Linked DNA regions of Mus musculus: region 2 is linked to region 1. A link is a loop called in an ENCODE intact Hi-C map of the cell type or tissue named here. Cell type or tissue: heart. All regions are shown on one strand.

Region 1 (8,000 bases):
CCTACCCACCAGCCCACAGGATCCAATCCATTCCCTTCCTGGCCACCCCAGGCCCAGAGTTTACATGCTGAAATTCCCAGAAGCTGAGACTTCCAAACAAACCCCCCAAGTTTGGATTTATCAGCCACACTATTAAAACAGTAATTTTCAGCTGCCTAATGTTTCCAACTTCTGCTCTAATCCAGCGGGTAAATATTTACAGAGCCTGACACCACTCCTAGGCCACTTGCTCTGCTGCCAAGCACCCATTTCCCTTGCAGCCCCGTTGGTTTGATCCTTTTAGAAGCAGAGAAGGCTGGAGGGAGTATGTGTAGTGCACATGCGCACACGTGCTTGCTGGTGTATGATGAGGGGGAAGAGTCTTCCTCACGGTATATTCTTGGGGTGAAAAGACACATGAGAGAGTCACCCTTGCCCCTTCCTTCTGCATTGGGTTGGGATGCACCCAGATGATTAGCTACCCACCTTCTAATCATGTTTCCACCGCCATCCCCCACGCACATGTGCACAAGCTAGATGCAGGGAATGGGCTTATAGGCTATCCATAGAGACATTTGGGGCCCTGCTTCAATTTGACTATTCGCTAGGGGGTAGCTCTGATCACATCCCTTCAACACTCATTCATCAACTGTGAGATGTAGGTAAGAATGTCCAGCCCTGCGGACAGCTCTCTTCTACCATCTCTTGCCCACTTGAATGAGAACCCCCTTTATACCCATGCTCTAAAGCCACAACAAATGTGAACCCAGGAAGGCCCCACTGTCATCATCTCATTTGTCTGTCTGTTGTTTCCTCCAGAGCTGAGTATTGAGCCAGAGCCTCATGTGCCACCACTGAGCCATACTCTAGCCTTCATTGGTCCTCACTGAGCATCCTTGATGAATGAAGGCTGAGTCATACTCTTCTCCACAGTCTCTACATCCAGCACAAACACAGCCAAGGTACTCAATGAGCAACTCTACACAATTTTTTCCAAGACCTAGAGACTGGTTGGAAGAGGGCCTTGAAGAAGCAAAGGCCAATTTTAGCCTTGAGCCACCCCCAAGAGAAGAGTAAATAAAAAGAAGCAACCCTTGTTTGTAGGATGTTCCATGCACATGGGGGGGGGGTCCATTTCTCTGGCTTCTCTATTTAGAATAGCATCTTGACATTTGATGAACTCTTGCTATGTGAAGCAGAGCACCACGGGATTGCACAGATTAGTTTATTCAGTTATCATCAGCCAAAGAGGATGGAGTCATATTTGAGACATGGGATCACTGCAGCTTAGAAAGGTTCAGTCACTCAGCCAGTGTACACAGGAAATAAAGAAAAGGCAGACCTAGGTTTTAAGCTCAGGTAGTCTGGCTCCAGAGTCCATACTCTTGTCTCGCTGTCTTGTGCCCTATAGTAAATGTTCAATGATCATTTAGAAAATGAACAAATGCTTATCATGTGAATGACGACGCTGGGCACAGTTGTGTATGTTACTGAGATTCACCCACCTCTTTGCTGCTAGGGTATGTGTTTTAATTCCCAATGTTCAGATGAAGAAACCGAGGCTAGAGGATGTGAACTAACCTGAGACGTACTTTCCACTAGCCTAGCTTGCCTCTGGCATCCTGTATGGCTGAAAGGCTCAGGAAAGGATCCAGTGTGCTTTGTTCTTACCTCCTGGTCCATAGAGGGGAGCAGACCTCCTGAACTTCACATAGTCCAGCATGATTTGGACACTGTACCCCTTCAGATGGAGGAAGGAAGACATGTGTCATGTGTCCAAGATCAAGACCTTACAGCAACGGAGAGGCCATATTTGAGCCTATGCAGCAGCCCTGTTTCCAATGTTCCTTCTGGTCTCTCTAGTCTACCCAGGGGTACCTTGGTCCAGCTGGCCCAGCCATGAACACATTTCTTCAAGCTGCAAAATAAGAGGGGTGTAATGAAGAGGAAAGAGTCCAGCAGGGAGAAAATGGGTTGCTTCAGGGCAAGTGGAGTATCAAACAGAGCCCCTGTTATTAGTAATTGTAGCATCATGAGGGGGCCTGGGATGGTGGTGGTGATAATGGTGATCATGATAAAGGTAGAAAATGACAAGGAGGTAGCCCACCCATTGTGGCCTAGCAGGTTCCTCTCTTCACTTCTCATATCAGCCACAGAAAAGATTGTCCAGTGACCCCAGCACTGTATATGCTGCCTAGTATTGTCCTGGGTGCCTAGTGCAGGCGACCTGGTTTCTTGTTCCAGGCCATGGTCCATGCCCTTGGGATGGGTCATTCCTGGAGTATGGGATACTGTTTTGTAACTGCACAGGGACTCCATAAATGTTAGAAATGGCCTTGAACTGACACACACACACACACACACACACACACACACACACATGCCTGGCATAGAGCAGTGGTTGAATGCCATGGTTTCTTTCTTTCCTGGCTAGCCTACCATTCTGGGGTCGAAATTATTTTTTTGTACTTGAATCTGGACCTCATTCCTCTGTGATTTGACCTTGGACCAATCACTTACCAGTCTGTGTCTCAGTCTCATCTAGAGAGTGGGGCAGTGCTAAGATTTATGAAAAATGGAGTCCCTGGGTGTCCCTGAGAAGCAGTGGGACCCAGAGCGGGAGAGTAAAGTCAAATGAGTTGTCTCCCTTGTTCCTCAAGTGTTAAACGTTGTTCTGTTCAACCCTTGTGCCAGGCATTAGGATTTAGAGCAAGCAAAGAGGTTCACACACTCATAGTTGAAGCCTCAGGCATTTTTTTAGCTCTGTGGTGGAGCCCCTGTGGGTGTCTGGGCCAGAACCACCCTGCCTGACTATCTGGGCGATTCCCTGGGGGAGCAGAGGAGGTTGCTGCAGTGTCCCTGAGCCTCTCCTTCCTCCCAGTCTGCTCCTCCTCCCCAAGGCTGTTGAGAGGCTAGGGTGATGGATGGGGCCCTGCCTTCCCCTCACTACTTCTTTGATGAAAAGAAAGAAAAGTCCACCTGAATCTCAAATCAAAAACAGGTGAATTGCCACTCTGGTCTGCAGGAAGGTTGGGGGCTGAGGGGAGAAAGGAGAGGTGATAAATCACACTGTCAGGTGGGGGTTCTACCCTTCAGCTGTGGTAAGGACTTTGGGCTGCCCCAGACCTGCTTTCCTCCTAAGATGGGGGTGTATCAATCACAAAATGTGGGTAGCGGGCAACTGTCCCTAAGCATTGAAGGCTCACAGCAAGTTGCTCCATGGCCAACCCTCCCTCCTCTCCACCAGCCTCCACTGTCGCCTCTACACGTGGGAGGTACAACTCTTCCCTTGTGTTCCAGCATGCTTGAAGTTTGCTAGCACCTTGCCCACTGAGGTAGGAGTGTGTGTGTGTGTGTGTGTGTGTGTGTGTGTGTGTGTGCTCGCACATGCTCATACCTGCACTCACTCAGGCTTGCTCACTTTGTTGTGTGTATCTGGGCAAGTCCCTGGCTCTCTCTGAACTTTGGCTTCTGTCTTTGAACCACAAAGGGGTTCTTTTAGAAGCTAAAAAATGACAGGCAGATAGATAATGGACCTTGCATTTGTATCCTAGGAAGGGTGGCATGGGAGCCCTGGGTGTCCCATACATTGGTATGGCACTTCCTTCTGCCCAAACTTGTGCACTGATACTGTGCAATGATAGACCATGGATCCCTGGACTTGGTAAACAACTATCCCAGAAGACTGTCAGCACACTGAGAGTGTGACCCTAATCCAATCCTGATCTGTTTCTCTTGCAGCAGAGACACAGCAGGGCCTCAATGTCAACAGTACATAGTCTTTGAAAGTGGTGCGGTGTGGGTGGTGGGTGGTTGGGGGCTGTGAGAGCAAAGGGCAAAGCTGAGCAGGGCACTATTTAGATCTCCAGAGACTGACTGATAGGGAGGGGGCGGATTAAGGGATGGGAGAGACCTCAGAGTTCTATCTACTATATAAAGGCTAACTAGACCCCTGGGAGATGATACAGGAAAAATCACAACACGAGGGCCAGGCTGTAGAATAGGCCCCACCCAGGCTTTGGGTTCAAATCTTCCAGTCTCAGGAGAAGCTGTGTCTGCTATGAGAACTGAAGAGTTTCTGATCTAGCCTGATCCACACCCAAATTCCAGCAGCTAGATGCTGCCAGCCTGACTCCCACTGTCTACCTACACAAGCCTGGGGGCTGTAGCACCCTAGACTCGAAGCCAGGAGCGACTTGCAGCCTCCAGGAAGGCTGGACAGGAGCCAGAACCTTCCACGTTGGCTTCTGACTCTTGCAGTTCCAGACCTTCAGAAGAGCAAGGGTAGAAGGAGCAGGAGAGGAAAGGTGGAGAAGAGCGAGCTGGAGAGGATGCAAGGAAGAGGGAAGCACGGGGAACGAAAGCTCGAAGTCCTTAAGGGGGAAATAAAAAGAAGGAGAGAACAGTCCACTGAGCACGGACTTGGGCGAAGACACAGGCAGAGCAGAGAATGGAGGGTGGGGGGTAATACAGAGACACCCCTAAAAGGGACAAGCTGTGGAACAGAGCAGGAAAGAGGGGTCGCCAGAGGGGCAGAGAAAGGACCCCAGCCCAGGGGTCCCCCTCCCTACATTTCTGTGAGCTCCCCAGAGGCGGTGGGGGCAAACTGAAAATGAAACACCTCGTCCCCGGGCCCAGGGATGTGACCCTCAGAGTAAGAGGATTAGGGAGGCTTCCAAGAGGAAATGGGGAGGGTGCCAGGAATGGGGGAGCCGAACATAAACTCCCGCTGCCCCCCCCCCCCAAGCCAGGAGAAAGCTTGCGGACCATCGCACTTGAGCCATGGAGTACCAGTGCCCCCTTGTGGCACAGGGCCGACTGGAAAACTGCTGGTGCGTGGGGGCTGGGGTGGCAGGGGTGGCAGGGGTGGTATGGGTGGTTTGCGTCCCACACAGGACTTTGGACTCCTGGAGTCTGCCGGTGTGAGAGAACATCTGAGATGGACTAGTGACTGTCCAGGACCTCCAAAGCCTGAAAAACATCAATGAAGACTGAACTGTGAGCCTGAGGTTCTCTGTCCCTCCCTCCCTTTCTCTGGAGCACACCAGGCAATCTGCAGGCCACAGGGCAGGCAAAGGCCTGCGCTCCCCTCCACTGTGCCTGCTCCAATGTTAGGTGTACAGCTCCGCTTTTAGTATCCCGGTCTCCCAGTCTCGCAGTCTTGTATCTGGGCCTCTAGGTGCCTCCCACTCAACTCCCAAGAGCTGCTTCCCTTGGTAGCATATGCATGAGTGCTTGCTGGTGCAGGGGTGGGGTGTGCATGTGAGTGTGCTTTGTGCACAGTGGCCTGTCCCAGCGCAGAGTGGAACTGGGAATGTCTTTTGCCTGGGAGAGTCAGGAGCCTTAGGTTTCAATTAGTCTTCATCATTGACTTGCTGTGCAATTTTGAGCATATTCTTACCCATTCTGTAAGTCTACCCCTCCCCATCTAAAGCCGGAAGGGCTGGTTTTAATGGTTTTACCATACCCAAAGACAGAGCTTGATTAAGAAAGGAGTCCCTACGCTCTTCACTGTGATTCCGAGAGGTGATTTGCACAAACCTGAGGACATCCCACCTAACCATGAGCTGGAACCTCCTCCAGTGTGCCCTCATCAGTGTCCCTACTCCACATTTGCCCAGTGAGGCATGTGTGTATGTGGGGTGGGGTGGGGTGGTCTGTACTCAGGCCTGCTCACAACCTGGGATGCCTTCTGTCCAGGAAGGGCTCACTGATGAGAGGGGGTAGTTCTGAGTCTCTCTTGCTCAACTCAGAGTGCAGCACCCGGTCTATTGGGTCTATTGGTGAGCTCCAGTCTGGGAGAGGAGAAATCTGAGCCTGCTGGCGGCTTCCCCAGGAGGGAGTGGAGTGTAGAGGTGAAGAGCAGCAGGAGGATGCACCTGGCTCAGCAGGAGAGAGCCCTGGGAGGGAGCAGGGCAGGGCACCCTAGTCCGAGGATAACCAGGGAGTAGGAGGAGTTGAGGAGCTCTGGTTTCCAAGGAAGTTTGATGCTTGAGCCTGTGGTCCAGGTTTCTGTATCTGCAAAATAAAGGTAAGAGCGCTCCAACGGCAAAGCAATCGGGAACAATAGATGAATTCACAGAGATCAGCAGCTAAGACATTCACTGGCACCTAGTGCGTGCTTTGTTTGTTCGCTTGCTTTTTTGAGACACTGTCTTGTGTCTTGTTCCTCTGCCTTATTTTTTTTTTTTTTTTGCACTGTTCTTTAAATTATCATTGCATATGTGCAGTGGGACATGTGTCATGGTGCACATGTGGAGGTCAGATGACATCTTTGTGGTGTCAGATCTTCCATTTTTCCCCCTCTTTTGGCTTTTTGAGACAGGGTTTCTTTGTGTAGCCCTGGCTGTCCTGGAGGAACAAGCTGACCTCCACTTCAGAGATCCACCTGCCTCTGCCTCCTGACCTGGCTTTCCTTCCACCTTTCTGTGTATTCTGGAGATTGAACTCGGGTCACCAGGCTTATATGTCAAGTACCTTTACCCACTGAGCCACCTTGCTGGCCCTACTTTGCTTTTTTGTTGTTGTTGGTGGTGGTTTTTTTGTTTGTTTGTTTTTTGTTTTGTTTTGTTTTGTTTTTTTGTTTTTTTGTTTTTTGTTTTTTTTTTTTTTTGAGACAGGGTTTCTCTGTGTAGCCCTGGCTGTCCTGAAACTCACTTTGTAGACCAGGCTGGCCTCGAACTCAGAAATTCGCCTGCCTCTGCCTCCTGAGTGCTGGGATTAAAGGCGTGCACCTCCACTCCCGGCTCCCACTTTACTTTTTAAGACAGGGTCTCTTACTGAACCCAGAACTTGACAATTGGCTGGCTAGTGAACTCCAGAACCTGTTCCCATGCCTCCTTAGCACTGAGTTACAGATGTATCTCAAACCATACTCAGACCTTCTGTTGCTAATTTTTCATCTCCAGCTTTTGGCTGGGTGCTAGGGATCTAAACTCATATCCTCATGCTTGAAGAGCAAGGACTTTGCCCGCTGAGCCTTATTCCCAAGCACCCTGATCTTGATCATCTACTCCAACTGTGTCTATTTCCTGGGTGCTGGGATTAGAAGTCACTGCAGGCATATGCCAGTGTGTCTGATTTATGCCTTGCTGGGAACTGAACTCTAGTCTTCCTGCTTGACAGGTAAGTATACTACTAACTAAGCTGTGTATCTCCAGACCTTCTTTTGCTGTTTTGTTTTTTGTTTTTCCTGGAAACCCTTTCTTGGAACATACTAGTCAGAGGAATTCTGTAACGTTCTAGCTGGCAGGACTTTATAGATGATGGCTGCGAGCACTGGTTCTCAACCTTCATAATGCTGGGACCCTTTCATACAGTTCCTCATGCTGCTGTGAGCCCTAACCATAAGATTATTTTCAATGCTACTTCATAACTGTCATTTTGCTACTGTTATGAATCATAATGTAATGTGTGTATTTTCTGATTGTCTTTTTTGTTTATTTATTTGTTTGTTTGTTTTTTGAGACAGGGTTTCTCTGTGTGTACTGGAACTCACTCTGTAGGCCTCTTAAGTGCTGGGATTAAAGGCATGCGCCACGACGCCTGGCTTTCCTGATGGTCTTAGGTGTCCCCTGTGAAAGGGTCATAGATCACACACACACAAAGGGGCTGTGGCCCACAGGTTAAGAAACACTGGGTTAGAAGATTTGAACAAGTTCAAATTCTATTCCTCACACTGTGGTACCCACTGTGAATGCAAGTATAATGAAGCCCAGAGAGGGGGAGACACTGACTTAAGGTTACACAGCAGACTGTGGCTCAGCTGAGGGTTCTTTACTGCCAGGCCCAACCCTCTGTCTCCTTTTCCCCCTTCCCCAGCTGGGTATCCTCTGGAACCTTTGCATGCAGCTGTGGTCCTAAATTTCAATTGGGTCTTGGCCAGCGTCCCAGTGGCTGGGCCAAAGCTCCAAGACAGGCTAGGAGCCCTTCCTTTGATTTGGTGGAGGTTCTGGTTTGATCCTTCATTTCATGTCCATCGGAGTCAGAGTTTTTCCAGCTGGATTAACCTTTGAGGTCAC
Region 2 (8,000 bases), 440 kb before region 1:
CTCTCATTTTCCAAGCTCTCTTGGGTTAAGCCATTTGCCTGAACAGGGCCTACAGACTTGTTGCAGGTGCTAGGAATCCAGGATGGGATCAAAGGGTCATGAGACAGTAGAGAGACACAGGGAGGGAGAGAGACTGGGCTTGGTGGAGTTCTTCTCATTGCAGACACTATCAGCCTGACCAGAACTGGGCTGTCACCTGACAGATCAAGGTGATCTCAGTGCAAACACCCATAAAGCAGGCATGCAGCTGGAGCAGGAATAGGGAGGAGATAGGGAGAAAGAATGGCTGAACCTTTGGCCTTAGAGATCACCCCCACATTGCCTGGCCGCCGTTGTGAAACACCCTTCCGAAGCATAGGGCTCTGCAGTATAGCTCTAGGGTCCTGGAACAGATGTAGGGGTCGGGGGAGGGAGAGTAGGGTAAGCTCTCTCCATCCTATCCTCTCCCTGAGCCAGACCTAGAGACAGTCATTTTGGGGAAAGCCAAGGCATTCACTGGAGGCGGGAAGTTAGCTTGGGCCCAACCTGGAAATCAGCTGCCCTCCTTTAGGAGGCTTGGGAAGTGCTCATGGGTGAGGCTAAGCTTCTTAGAGACCATTCCGACTAAAGATGGCAGAGCAGAGGACAGGGTGCCACTGCAGTGAACTCAAAGCCTCGGGCTTTTTATGTTTGAAGCAGGGCAGTGCATAATGTCAGGGATGTCGCAAGCACTAAACAAAGGTGTTGCAGCACCACATGAAAGCAGTCGCCTACTGGTTCTGGCTTCCAGGGTGCACTGGGCTAACGAAGGGGGTTCTTCTTTGCCTGGAGGGAGTGGTATGTACAACTATAGGAGGGGCAGAAAGGGGGCACAGAGATAATTGTTGAGAGATCAGAGGGTGGCCAGCATCACTGGGTTCACCAGTTGGCATGGCATCAAGGGTCAGAATTCTTGCTCCTTGCTCCTTTCTTTGCTTTTCCAGGTGTTGCCTCTGGCTGGTCTTGGTGGCTCAGCAAAAACACCACTCCTCAGCCCAGAGCCTTGTGATAGAACAGAGAGCTGTGAGGAGAAAGTCAAGTTGTTTGTCCAGATGGCCTGACTTCTCTGCCTCCTGGCAGTGTGGCCTTGGGCGAATAGTTTCACTGCTCTGTGCATAGAGTATAAGGCAGGCAGAGAGAGGTCAAGGACGTGAGTCACAGAAGCAAAGGTCGCCTTCTCATCTCCATAGGGACCGTGAACATGAGAAATGGAGGCTTAGACTCTAGGTTCCGTAAGGCCAGAACCTCTCCTTGCCCAGCCAGTGCTCGACAAAGGTGGGGAGGGGTCTGGTTTGCATGTGAATGTGGACATGTGTGTGAAACTAGAGGGGATTGGAAAATGTATGTGCAGCACACAAAACTTGTGTGAACTGGTACGAATGTGTGTCACTAGGGATGAGAGTGTCTTCCTGGGAGGCTCTATGGAAGAATAAGAGTTTCCATTTAGTAAGCTCTGTGGTAGGCCAGGTATGAGGCCGAGCCTAGGCGGGCACATTATCTCATTAAATACTCCCAGGAAGCTGAGAAGGAGGAATGACCGCCAGGCCACAGAACACTAACAGGCCCTTCAGAGGTGAGGGGATTTGCCCAAGTCCCTGAAAGCTAGCCTCTCTTCCCGTTTATGAGTGTGGGCAGCTGGGCCCAAAAAAGGCACAGCTCGTGTTTGTGTGTGTGTGTGTGTGTGTGTGTGTGTGTGTGTGTGTGTGGTGTCTACACATGGTGCCCAGAGCCTGAAGTTTCCTGTGGCTACTATATGTTTTTTTTTTAACACACTTAGGTAGGCCTGAGGCCTCACAATGCTTGACACTCCTGTGGTCAAGGGGTCTTTACACCACTTGTAAAGTGTGTGTTGACACAATGACCTGACAGTCTGTGGGCTAGTAAGTGCTTAGATAGAAGAATGGTCACATCCCCCACGGATCCTGCCTTCCTCTCAGGCTCCTCTAGAGAATTATCTTTTTCCCCTCAGTCGGGGAACCTGGATCTCTCTCTATAACTGAGAACCTCCTAGGGTCAGGCTGGGGTGGGAAATTTCTCAGCTGCGGGCCCTGATCGAAGCAGAGAGTGCACATCTAGTCTAACCCTGCTCCTGAGGCCCCTGTAGCTAGTGTGGCCAGGCTGAGGCAGAGGGGCCGTGGCATGACCAGAGATGAGCAGTGTGTGGAACAAGTCTGGACCTAAGAGACCTATCTTCATCTTCCACTGTCCCCTTTGCCCAGAATTAGATGTTGGCACTCAGAAAATACCTCTGTCTTCCTGTTTCCCAAGTCTGGTAGCTCCCATTTAGTGTCCTCTGGAGGGGCACAAGGCATGTTGGCCATGAAAAGGAAAACTCTGGGGCCAACCTGGGATAGTGACCCTGTCTGAGAAGCACTTTGCTCTATGGCCAAAATTAATGACCCTTCCTAGGATTAGTGACCTTCTGAGACCTGCGAATGAGGAGCAGTGATCTGGCCATCCTGGGGGCTGTGGTTTTCCAGGAACCTCGAAGCTTGTAATTTACAATAAGCCAAGAGAGTGAGTATGCATGGAGCATCTGCAAGTGGGTCCATCTGTATAGTACAAGGAATGGCTGTAAAATTGGGGACAGAGACACCAGGAACGACCCCAGGGATAGGTCAGGATATGTCAATCGTGAGCCTTAGTTTCCCTCTTTAAGTAAAAATGGGGATAGCAGAACTGATTTCAAAGGATGGTGAAAGAAAATCATCCGCAGTGGTCCGTGATGCCTTGTAGGGACTTTGTAAGCAGCTGGCTGCTTTCTAGATTCACATCTGGAAGTCCTTTGATGGCAGGGGTCTCAGGTGGACTGCTGGTGTGTCTTTCTACCTTATTTGTATCTCTCCTTGTTCTGCTTGCATCCCAGTGCAGAGTCCAATTGGGAAAACAAAGGCCCTAGAGTGTGTACCCAGAGCCATTGAATGTTGCAAGGTCTCTGGCTCCAAAGGTGGGAGAACCCCACATAGATGCCCCCACTAGAACGACAGAGATGATTAGATGATGCAGTGAAGGACTCAAGAATGGACATGGAACTCATAAATGGCAAAGCCCCTAAAGGATGGGGCTCAGACCGTTATCTCCATAGAGAAGCAACAAGAAGGAACTGGAATTTGGTTCTTTGGTCCTTCTTACCTTGCCTAGTAAGTCTAAAGTTAGAACCCGATTCATTACAAAAAGAAAAGAGGAGGCAGCGAGGAGGAGAAAAAGGAGGGGCGCGAATATAGGAAGCCTTTCTAACCTTTGAAGTCCCCAAGCCCAGATCTTTCCCACCTTTCTTACATGAGTGGCCAGTGGCCGGCTCTTGCTACTGCCATGCCTACCTCTGAGCGCTTTGAGTGCCAGACTTGCTCAGCAGGCTCTAGGTGGGAGGCCTCCGCTTATCCCGGGAGCCCGCAAGTCTATAGAAGGCCAGCAGGGGGAGACATTAGCACGTGGGTACGTCCGCTGGGACCTGAGAAAAGCGAGTAGGTCAGACCGGGAGGGTCTGAGCTATGGGATTGAGCCAAATTATAAGCAAAGAGACAAGGAGGGGCGGAGAGAATGGGCCAGTGCTGGGAGACAAAGACCCAGATGGTGAGGCCGAGGCCGGGAAAGGCTGGAGTCCGGAATCTCAGGGCCCAGATGCCTGCTTTTGCTCTTTCAAAAGGCTTCTCTTCTGCTCCTTTCTCCCCTGTCCTAGAGCTTTCTGTACAGTTTGTGACCTCTCGTCCCTACTTGCCTGCTCCTGGCCCTTTCGTATGCCTTCAGACAGGACTGACTAAATCTGTGTGCCTGGAGTTTGGGGTGGAGGGTCTCAAAGGGCTCGCTCTCGAAGATGAAAATTTTAAAGGCTTGGTTCACTAGATGCAAATAAATTCCTCCTCCCCTTTGGACACAATACTTTTTCTGAGTCTCCACTGCCCATAGCTCTAACCTCTAATAGTCTAATAGACTCTTGTCGTGGTCAATGCAAAAAAGGAGTGCATTACGAGGACAGGAAGACGGGGTCCAACAGAGTGTAGGTAGTGACTGGACTGGGAGCAGGCAGGCTGACAGAAGTGGGCACCGAGTGGGATTCTGGGGCTGGTACGCGAGTATGCGCATGTGGGGTGTGTTTGTGTGTATAAAAAGAACACAAGGACGGTGCTTTCTGGAGGTACTTGGGACAGGGTTTGTCTGCTCTAGGTCAGTGGGCCGGGTGCTGACCGGGTGTGCATGAGAGCAGGCCAGCAGCTTTTGGGAAGCGCCAACTTCCCTAGAACTCCCTGGGAACCAGACTAAGCGGGACAGAGGCATAACCGCAAGAGCCGCACATTCAGATTCGTGCCATCGAGAGAGCAGCGTCCTTATGAGCTCCCCGAAGCCCCACCCCTTCCTGCTCTGTGGGCGTGGTATGGGGCAAGGACCCCGTCACAGAGCTTTCTATTGGTTCGAAGGAGCAGGGTTGGCCTTGTGCTCGCCTGAGCAGGAGAGTAGAAAGCTCAGCGGCAGCGGAGGGAGTCTATGCGCGCTGGACAGCAGTGGGGGGTGTGTGTGATTCGCACTGACTGCAGACACTCGGGCTCAATCGCCGGGGATTAAGGACTTGGCGACCGGGCTGCCGGGCTACCCGGCCGAGGCTTCAGAGGTGCAAATCGACGGGACTGATTTGCTCGGCAGGGCCGTACTAGCCTTTTAAGTATACTGAGAAGGGCCGGTGCTAAAGTAGAAGCTGTCGTGGGACGCGCCGGCGCGGAGTCCCACTGTGGCCCGGAGGAACGGAGTCCGTGTTAGGGGGACCCAGTCGGGAGCCTGGGGACCGAGCTCGCATTGTTGGGAGACAACCCGCCTCTTCTTCCCAGAGGCGTCAATCCCAGGACGGTCGAGGCGTCGGGGCAGCCACTGAGCGCTCTTCAGGGAGACCCGATCGGGGAGAGGACTTGCAGTCTCAAACAATCTGGGAGAGCCGAGCGGAATCCGGCGGGATCACTCGGGGGCGGCGAGCCCCCGTCGCGCCTCGTGCGGCGGAGAGGCCAGGGAAGAAAGTCCTCGGAGGCCGCAGCCCATGCGCGGGTTGGGGACGCCTGCCCAGTGAGTCCTCCTGGCCAGCCGGGCGAAGGAGAGCGACCCCGAGGCCAGCGGGAGGGGAGTGCTTCAAGGCCGGCGGCTGCGGAGGATGGGCGCCTGAGTGGCTCCGAGCGCTGCGCGGCACGGGCAGGCGAGGCGAGCTTTGCTGAGGAGGCGCTAGGGGATCCTGAAGTGCATTCTGCCCCGGGGAAAATGGCCCGGCCTGGGCAGCGTTGGCTCAGCAAGTGGCTTGTGGCTATGGTCGTGCTGACGCTGTGCCGGCTTGCCACGCCGTTGGCCAAGAACCTGGAGCCCGTGTCCTGGAGCTCTCTTAACCCTAAGTGAGTAACTTATCTACTCTGGTCCCTGGGGGTGGGAGGCACTTCTTCGGGGTGAGGTCGTGCACCCCCAAGTGCGTGGGGGGGGTTGTCCGTAGGAGGTGCGGCGCCCTATTTTATATCTGGCCTTTTCTAGTGTTTTCTTGCGGGCAGTCGGGGTAGGGTGCGGAAGGGTGGGGTGGGGGCACTTAGCTGCGTTTCGATCCTTCGGTTTGGCCCTACTCTCAAGTCCGGATCGCGTCTGTTGGTCACACCAGGCAGATATAGAATGTCTGGGCGCTCCAGAGCGCACCCGAGAGCTGGGTGGGGGCGAGTAAGCAGCCCACTCCAGGGCCTCTGGGAACGTGGTGGTTTTCACTCACAGCCACTCCAGGGGTGAGATCGACCTGAGCAAGGGACCAGGCCAGAACACAGGTTCCTCATTTGCTTAGGTGTCAGGGCGGCTCAGGACCTAGCGCCCCGGGGCGAGTGGCAGCATCTGTATATCTTCTCCAGCTTCTCCCATTTTCATTTGTCTTTCTTCCCTGTCTGTTTGCCTCCCTGTCTTTCTCTTTGCCGTCTCTTCTTGCACACTCCCCCCCCCCCCCCATTTCTCTCTGCCGGGGAGGTAGAAAGGCGGGCGCTGCTTCCAGGCTCACAAAGGCGGCGGGTGGAGAAGGGCGGAGTGGAAGAGGGTTTGTTTGAGAAGGGGGTTCGATCCAGTGCCCGTCGGGGGTCCAGTTGAGCTAGGCACCAGAGCTTCTAGAGCTATCAGGGCTGAGAATGGTAGTGGAGCCAGCGAGGGAGGTGGGTGGGGAACGTGTGATTCCTGTCCAGGCAGGTCCAACCCCCCCCCCCCCAAGGACTGGAGAGCCATGCTTAGATTTCTCCTATGGTTGGGGGTAGTGATATAAAGGAGGCCCTTTTCTTTCTTCTCCTTCTCCTTCCTAACTCTGCCCCCTCCCATCTCTAAACAACACACACCTTTCAGGGCGGTGGCTCAGTGGTTTCTGGGCTGTTGGTGGGGAGTAGCTTAGGCTGTTGTGACCTCTGGACCTTTTTCTCTTTTGGCATCTAGGACTCACCGTGGAACTCAGGGTTGTAATCTCTCTTCTCATTTTCTGGCAGTCCAGTTGTGGACAACACAGTTAGTGGAAACCTGGGAGGGGGAGGGGGAGGCGCTTGACCTGTTCCCAGATTCCTGTTTCTGGAATTTCCTCCTGTCCACTCTTGTGGGCTCTCTGCTAACTTCCTAGGTTCTTGCCTGCCTTAGCCCCTCGAGTCCCAGGGATGAAAGTGAGAGAAGAGGTCTTCTTGTTTTCTCCTTGGGTTAAGGTAGGATCCCATTACTGATCCTTGGCTAAAGTAGGGTCAGGATAGAGGTTTTTGCCTCTGTACAAGGAAAGGGGCTGACTGGCCAGGATTTCTACCTTACTCAGAAGCCTGTTTGGTCACCGTGCCTTCACTGCTGGGGCTCAAATGGTTTGGGGGAACCCTCTAGACTGTTAAGCCCATGGGAAGAGCTTGTGAAGTGCCCAGTTCTTCGATGTAAGGGTGAAGGCTGGAAGTGCTCTTTAGCTAGGGGACTTGCAATCCCCCTAGGGTAGCCTGTCCCAGGAGCTCATGGGAGTGACCTAATTGCTCTCTTGGGTCTAGATACCGTGCAGCTCCGCAGCTGGAGAAGAGCCCTCCTGCAGAGTTGAGGTTGCTGGGAGAAACAGGATCCCTGGGAGCGCCCCTCTTTATGTGTTCTCTGCCTTTAGAGTCACAGAGCAGTTTCCAAGCTTGAGGGCTGTGTCCCCTCTGCTCTCTATCCAGTCCACGTCAAGCTGAGGACAGGTGTCCTGGGGATTTGGAGAGGACTGACTTTGGACTCAAGTAGAACCTGCCTAGATTCTATCCCATAATTGAGCAGATTCTGGGAACAGTTTAGACTGATCCTGGTGGTTCCCAGACCCCATTTCACCGATGCTCAGGGGTCTGGAATGCAGTCTATGTCTGTGTTTGTTGGCACAGGGTGCAGGGCAGGAGGACAGGACCAAGGCACTGCCCTCAGCTCCAGGGGCTGCCTGTGCCACCGCACCCAACCCTCAGGCTGCCCCGGCTTTTTAAATAAATACTGTCTCTCTCTGCTTCCGTGTGTCCTGTCGAGTTCTCCCTCTCAGGCCGACATTGTTGCCTGCTCACACCCTGTGAGTGGAACTCACCTCTCTCTCTCTCTCTCTCTCTCTCTCTCTCTCTCTCTCTCTCTCTCCAGCCAGGCTCGCCTGCTCTCCCTCTTTCTCACACTCCCTCTCACTCTTAGTCACTCTCTGCCTCTTTTTCTCAAGTCCTTTTGTTTCTCGCACATGCCCGTGCTCTCCCTCGCAGGCTCATTTTCTCTTATCCCTCCCCTCTTCCTCTCCTGGCTTTTGGTCCCCTCTCCTCAGCCCTGTCAGGAGCTGGCACCCCTCCCTCTAAAAATCTCCCAGTGCCTATAAACCCTGCTTAATTGCTTCCTCCTAGGGAAAAAAAATCAAAATAAAGAAGTGATGGGGTCTGCTTCTAGGTTCCAGGGCGCACGCAGCCCCGGCTCTAGGGAGCTGGAAGGGCCGGCTGAAGACTGCCCGTCTTACCTATCTCCTGAACTGCTGCTAAGGG

The links. A loop is a pair of places that touch in the nucleus more often than their neighbours do. Peaks named below come from ENCODE experiments on the same cell type or tissue, not always from the same donor. Only the 100,000 strongest peaks of a DNase experiment are listed, where the experiment ranks them.
Region 2: a loop joins it to region 1, with 11 times the contacts of the local background. A loop is called at or near these places in 24 of 42 quality-filtered maps.

What each region holds. Positions count from the first base shown.
Region 1 is chrX:99,570,184-99,578,183 of GRCm38, forward strand. No RefSeq gene overlaps it. Among named protein-coding and RNA genes, the nearest start is that of Gm31155, 17 kb to the left of the region's middle. In heart, a CTCF peak has its summit at 4,779 (motif pointing left); no DNase peak of the experiment used is centred here; H3K4me3 peaks cover 494 bases; H3K27ac peaks cover 288 bases; H3K27me3 peaks cover 5,137 bases.
Region 2 is chrX:99,131,630-99,139,629 of GRCm38, forward strand. It overlaps Efnb1 (ephrin B1), which reads left to right and starts at 4,432. Exons shown (of 5, transcript NM_010110.5): 1 at 4,432-5,384. The coding sequence starts at 5,257. In heart, a CTCF peak has its summit at 3,414 (motif pointing right); DNase peaks (open chromatin) are centred at 3,432, 4,362 and 6,762; H3K4me3 peaks cover 4,530 bases; H3K27ac peaks cover 4,579 bases; H3K27me3 peaks cover 3,526 bases.